2 separate regions of the Homo sapiens genome follow, and region 2 is linked to region 1. The links are chromatin loops, found by intact Hi-C in ENCODE. Cell type or tissue: A673. All regions are shown on one strand. Links, peaks and the distances in the headings refer to the core of each region. The heading gives the core; the rest is flanking DNA. Region 1 has its middle 21 kb from the start of SCRG1. Region 2 overlaps CEP44 (centrosomal protein 44).

The links. Peaks named below come from ENCODE experiments on the same cell type or tissue, not always from the same donor. Only the 100,000 strongest peaks of a DNase experiment are listed, where the experiment ranks them.
Region 2: it touches region 1 in a loop (10-fold over the local background); 15 of 110 quality-filtered maps call a loop at or near these places.

The regions. Positions count from the first base shown.
Region 1 is chr4:173,419,022-173,421,946 of GRCh38, forward strand. It overlaps a transcript of SCRG1 not described here, the pseudogene RPL5P11 and the pseudogene LOC124900814. Among named protein-coding and RNA genes, the nearest start is that of SCRG1, 21 kb to the left of the region's middle. In A673, for the core only: a CTCF peak has its summit at 1,458 (motif pointing right); a DNase peak (open chromatin) is centred at 1,490.
Region 2 is chr4:174,317,817-174,320,741 of GRCh38, forward strand. It overlaps CEP44 (centrosomal protein 44), which reads left to right. Exons shown (of 12, transcript NM_001040157.3): 12 at 1-2,512. Among named protein-coding and RNA genes, the nearest start is that of CEP44, 35 kb to the left of the region's middle. In A673, for the core only: a CTCF peak has its summit at 1,547 (motif pointing left); a DNase peak (open chromatin) is centred at 1,525.

The DNA of each region.
Region 1 (2,925 bases), core at 183-2,682:
CAATGTCTAATTTAACTAATTTGAGAACCTACTAGTGTTAGTAGTGGCTGAGGCTCTCACCTCCTTCAAGGCTTTGCTGAATTCCACTCTATCACTGACACTTATCCTGAGCACCTAATTTAATTCTGCAGTGTACTTCTCCAGCTCTACCTCTTCCATCTTTTTTTTCTGTTCATAAGTTTATTGTCTTTATCTGAAAAATCCTCATAGAAAATTGTTTGGTTTAGCTCTCGGCAGCCCGCTCCTGAGCTCTGAGGGAGCTTGCCTTCTCTTGAGCTACCCAATCTTTCTTCTGAGCAAGGGATATTTTGGGACAGTTCTACCTCTTCTTTTTAATTTCTTTCTTGGGCTTCTTTTCATAGACTGGATTCTCTCGTACAGCAGCATGAGCTTTCTTATACATCTCCTCCATCAAGTCTGGAGTTACGCTGTTCTTTGTGTATTGAGAGAACTGTTTTTTGGAAGCATTTTCATCTTCTTCTATTAAGTAGCGCAGGTCATCTGCAAACTTCTGGCCCATGATGTGCTTCCGGTGTACTTCTGCATTAAATTCCTTGTTTTCAGAATCATAACCAAGGATTCATTTGGTACTGTGAGGGATAGACAAACCAAGGAATCGTTTGCTACTGTGAGGGTTAGACAAACCTCCATCCACAGCTCCCTTCGGGGCACCAAACACTTTATTGCCAGTGGTAGTTCTGGCAAGGTCTGCGACCAAATAGCAGGTAAAGGCACCTGGCTGACCATCAATGCTTTCCACATTGTATTCATTGCCAGTCACCTCCACTTGGCCTTCATAGATCTTGTCCATGCCTAACCTATTGAGAAGCCTGCGGGCCAGCAGCAGGCCAGTACAATACGCTGCAGCATAATTTGTCAGGCCGGCCTTCACACCATATTTTGTGCAGACTATCATAGCCCCCTCTATACGGGCATAAGCAACCTGACAAATGATATCTCTATCATCCTGTATTTGGGTGTGTTGTATTTATTTTTATACTGTATCACCAAGCATTTCTGAGCATAGTAATCAGTTTTACCCTTTCATCATCTTCTAAATTTCACTTGGTAACTCTTAAAGTAGGCCTTATTCTTAACAATTTTAACAAACCCCATCCTGCAGAACAGAGACCCACATCCGTGGCTCAACAGAGACCTTCAGGCCCGGCCCTAGTGGGGGAAAAGGGCCCTTTTCTGTACTTTTGATTCCCTTTACCTTGATCTACTTTTTTCTCTTTTTGAAAACACCTATTGCCTTCTAAAATACTCTACAATGAACTTACTTATAATGTTTATAGTTTGAATGTCTCCCTTGCTGAATTTAAGAGGGAAAGGGTCTTGTGTGTTTTGTTTACTGCAATCTTTTAAACAATGCTTGGCACATAGTAGGTGCTGAGAAATATATTTTTAATAAATGAAAACACTTCTGAAAGAATGGTAGCTGTTGTATTTTGGTAACATGACCAGTAGAGGTCATAGATGAGTTCTTTAATTATCTTGGAGCTACAACTATTGTGTCTGTTTATACAAGGATCTATTCATTCTAGATGTCTTGGTGATCAGTGTGGATTACCGCACAAACAATTTGGCGGTAGTGATTAGCGTCGATCATGAAAACTGCACATTAATGATGCCTCAGATTGGCTTCCCCTTCATATATGACCTAGTCTTGGGAGCCAAGCTGAAAAAAAAAAAAAGAAAAGCAAATAGAAAACAGGATGCAAGTTAGGGCAGAAAGTGTTGGCTTCAAGGCTATGTCTGTCTCTATAAATTGCTTGTAAATGAAAGTTAAATTTAAATAACCAGAGAAGATAGTAGAATGCTTATTGTCAATTGCAAGCTATTTGTTTAGATTAATAATACCTCCTCCCCAAAGTCTGTGTGAGTGTGTGAGGTGGGGCAGGGGAGGAGTATATACTGATAAAGCCTGTTAATACCAGGACACTTGACTGGCTTTTTCCTCTTCCCTTTTACCACAAAAAACAGCAGACCACAAATCATAAGCCATGATTCTGCCTGAGTGTGGTTTATTCTCTCTGGCTTGATAGCTCGTGCCTAAATATCACGGTATGTAACCACAGATATGGAGGTATAAAGGAATGATGACTTTGGATCAGAAGTGAATACTTTTCTTTTGATTGCATATGGATTTTGATAGATTGATTAGTTCAAGGATAAACATTTGAGAAGGAAGAAAATGTACTTTATTGATTGCCCCCCACACATCAGGCACTGTGATAGCTACTCTTCCATGTTATCTCACTCCTTGAAGTGAACAATGTCAAAGATAGCATCTAGAACTTAGTAGAAGCTCAATAAATTGTCGAATGAGTCAGTGAACAGTAAATGACTCTTAGGAAAAAGCATCTGTTTCTCTGTTTTGGTTTAGTTTGTTGGGGGGGGGTTGATTTGTTGCATTTTTTTATGTTTATGTTCAGTGTTTTATATTCATTACAGGCATCCATCTCCTGGGTCTGAAAAGTAAATAGAATGTGGTCCCTGTCACAAGACACTGAAAGGTGGGCCTGGATGGAGAGCTAGGACGAGGGGATGTTAATTCTGGTCCTGCTCTGAAAATTAGCCATTCCCTTTGATTATATATGATAAATCATTACATAATTCCTACCTTTTCTACTTCACAACATGTCATGAGATAAATGTAAGATGCCATATTTGAAAGGATAAATGCAGGGGTAGATTCTCTTACGGGATGATGTAGAAAGAGAATATGCCAGCTTTTCAAAAATATCTTTAGTATGGGGCAGGTAGGGTGGGAGGATGGGGAAGATCACTGTTGGAAGACTTTCCTCTAAAAGATTATGGAAGTTCATTCTCACACTAACAGAAGTAAAATAGGATTTCTTTCTTCCTCTCCTTTTTGTTTTCTTCCTCGATAGCACTTAGAGCTTTAGTTGGCTGTCAGAC
Region 2 (2,925 bases), core at 181-2,680, 900 kb after region 1:
GAATAAGTTATAATGAACAGTTAAAAATGCTCATTGAAAATTAAATAAAACAAAAAGGCAGTTATTTCATGCTTGGTCAAAAACATCAATACCTTTCCAATTAACACTGAGAAATTAAGGTTAAGATTCTCCTTTTGTACTGGGAAACAGGCTGGAGGACTATGGTCCTCAAGTTTAGACCAAGAGGACTATGGTCTCAAGGTTCACCATGAGAAATGTGTTGAACATTTTAGTATGCTCTATTGTATAATTTTTTTGGAGGGGGGGATGGAGTTTCGCTGTTGTTGCCCAGGCTGGAGTGCAATAGCACGATCTTGGCTCACCGCAACCTCTGCCTACCGGGTTCAAGTGATTCTTGTGCCTCAGCCTCCTGAGTAGCTGGGATTATAGGCATGCACCACCATGCCCAGCTAATTTTGTATTTTTATTAGAGACAGGGTTTCTCCGTGTTGGTCAGGCTGGTCTCAAACTCCTGACCTCAGGTGATCTGCCTGTCTTGGCCTCCGGCGTAACACTTTTTAAGACCAGTGTAACAGAAAGAGAATGTAGCCATTCTAGCCACCGTTAAAAGATACACAGTGAGGTGTTGTGTTTTGTTTTTTTAATGATGAAAAGTTACACATTTTTTGGAGAGAAAAGTCTTAGCTGAAGGTAAATCAATGGAAAAATGAAATTTATTTTTAATATTACTACTATATGAATTATCTTTTTTTAAACTTGTAGATAAAAGTGTTCCAGTAATCAGAAAATCCTCAAGAAAATTGACTTCATTATTTGGAAGGAAAATTAGTATTTTTTTTAATATTATATGGACCATCTGATTATATTTTATTTATTCATCTATTTATGGTATGTATGTATAATTCTATATTACACTGTCAAATATAAAATATTGTTATATGAGTAGAAATCACTTAAATTTTTTTTGTGTTTGTGAATTTGAAACAGTGTAAGAAATCACTTTTAAGAAAACATTTTTAGAATTCCTTTGTTTTTTTTTTTTTTCTTTTTGAAACAGGGTCTCACTCTATTGCCCAGGCTGGAGTGCACTGGCGTGATCTCGGCTCACTGCACCTTCTGCCTACCGAGTTCAAGCGATTCTTGTGCTTCAGCCTCCTGAGTAGCTGGGACTATAGGCCTGTACCGTCATGCCTGGCTAATTTTTGTATTTTTGTAGAGACAGGGTTTCACCATGTTGCCCAGTCTGTTCTCAAACTCGTGAGCTAAAGCTACTCGCCCACCTGGATGTCCCAAAGTGCTAGATTCCATGGGTGAGTCACCATGCTTGGCCACATTTTTAGTATTCTAATAAACAGTTGGTCATCAGAACTTTAAAATGGTAGCCTACAGAAACATACAATTTTGAATTTAACAGAGTTTCAGTAAATATTTCCAGAATTAATGAAGCATGTTAGCTTTAATTTTTTCAATTGTGAGAGAAGTACATTTATAAAAATTAAGAGGTTAAGAGGTTATAGTTATAAGGGAAAAAACTTCTGTATCGATTAACTCCTAAAATATCAGTACCAGCATGGAATTATAGCACCACCTTGTGGTTAACATGCCAGTATTTTACCTTTTGTTAAAACAAGTGATTTCCCATCAAACAGGATAATATTTTTTCCCTTTTGAAAAATTCAATTTTAAAAAGAAACATTTTTGAAGTTTTCTTATGGAAGATAGAAAAAAAGTTAAGTCTCTTTCTACCCTTTCTTTTTTTCTTTATATAGTGCAGATATACACACAGAGAAGGGACTTAAAACATTTCTAATCTCCTAGTTTATATACAGTGTGCAAAATATAAGTAAGTATATATTGAAAATATAAAATATTTCATATATGTTATCAGGTGGAAATTTAGAATCCAAATTTTCTTAAACTTTAATAACTTGTCTAACAACTCTCTAATAGGGACTAAAAATCAACTCAATATATCATACATTTACACTTACAAAGAGTCTTTATCTAGACAACATAATTTTTGGAAAAATAAAGCAAATTCAACTTTATTGGAGTTATTGGACAGATCAGCAAATTGTTATTTTAAAAAGTTTTCTTGTTTAGGCAATTTGGTAAGTGGTTTCTAGTTATAAACTAGCCACTGTTGATTAACTTGAGAAGGTGAAGCAGGGGAGTTCTGAAGAGATTACCTAGAGCTACATAACCCTAAGTTAAGTAAAATTTTCACTTTCATTCTTTTCATTCTCTCATAAACTGGTTGAAAAAACACTGTACTACCAACAAAGGTGTCAGTTGCTTGTGCTGCCCTGTCTATGTTATGCTCTGAATAGGTCTCGGTAAAGATTATATGGAAATACTATAAAGAATACATAAGGTAAAATACTAGTCAGAAAGGGTTCAGAAGAAGTTAGCATCAACTGTATGAAAATTCTAGGTAAAGCTAAGTACTATTGAGTTGGAAAAAAGTAATTCTATCATGTTTGCTTGTTTTCCTCTACTGTTTTTAATGTGATGTTGTAATATATTTTAAAAATAAAACTTGAAAACGTTGGGACTTTGTTTCATGCCATTCATTACTCATAACTTTATATAATTGATACACTCTTCAGGAAGCATAAAAATTAATATAACCTTCTCAATTTTATAAACTACAACACTTTTTGAGCTCAAATAACATTGTAACTTTGATTTTTACTTTTTAACAGTCCCCAGGTTTGTCTCCTTTCTTTGAAACTGAAGGCATCAAACTGATCAGCGTGGAAGGAAGTGATGTTTATCTTAAGTCCTAAAGAGTGAACAGAATATAGCCAGGGAAGATGGTTTACGCAAAAGGACTAGCATAAACAAAGGCTTGAAAGGAAGAGCATTTGAAAGAAATTCACTAGGGCTAGCATACTGAGTGTGCTCTGTGTGTGTGTGTGTGTGTATGTGTGTGTGTGTGGCTAGAGGTCAGTTGACACAGGC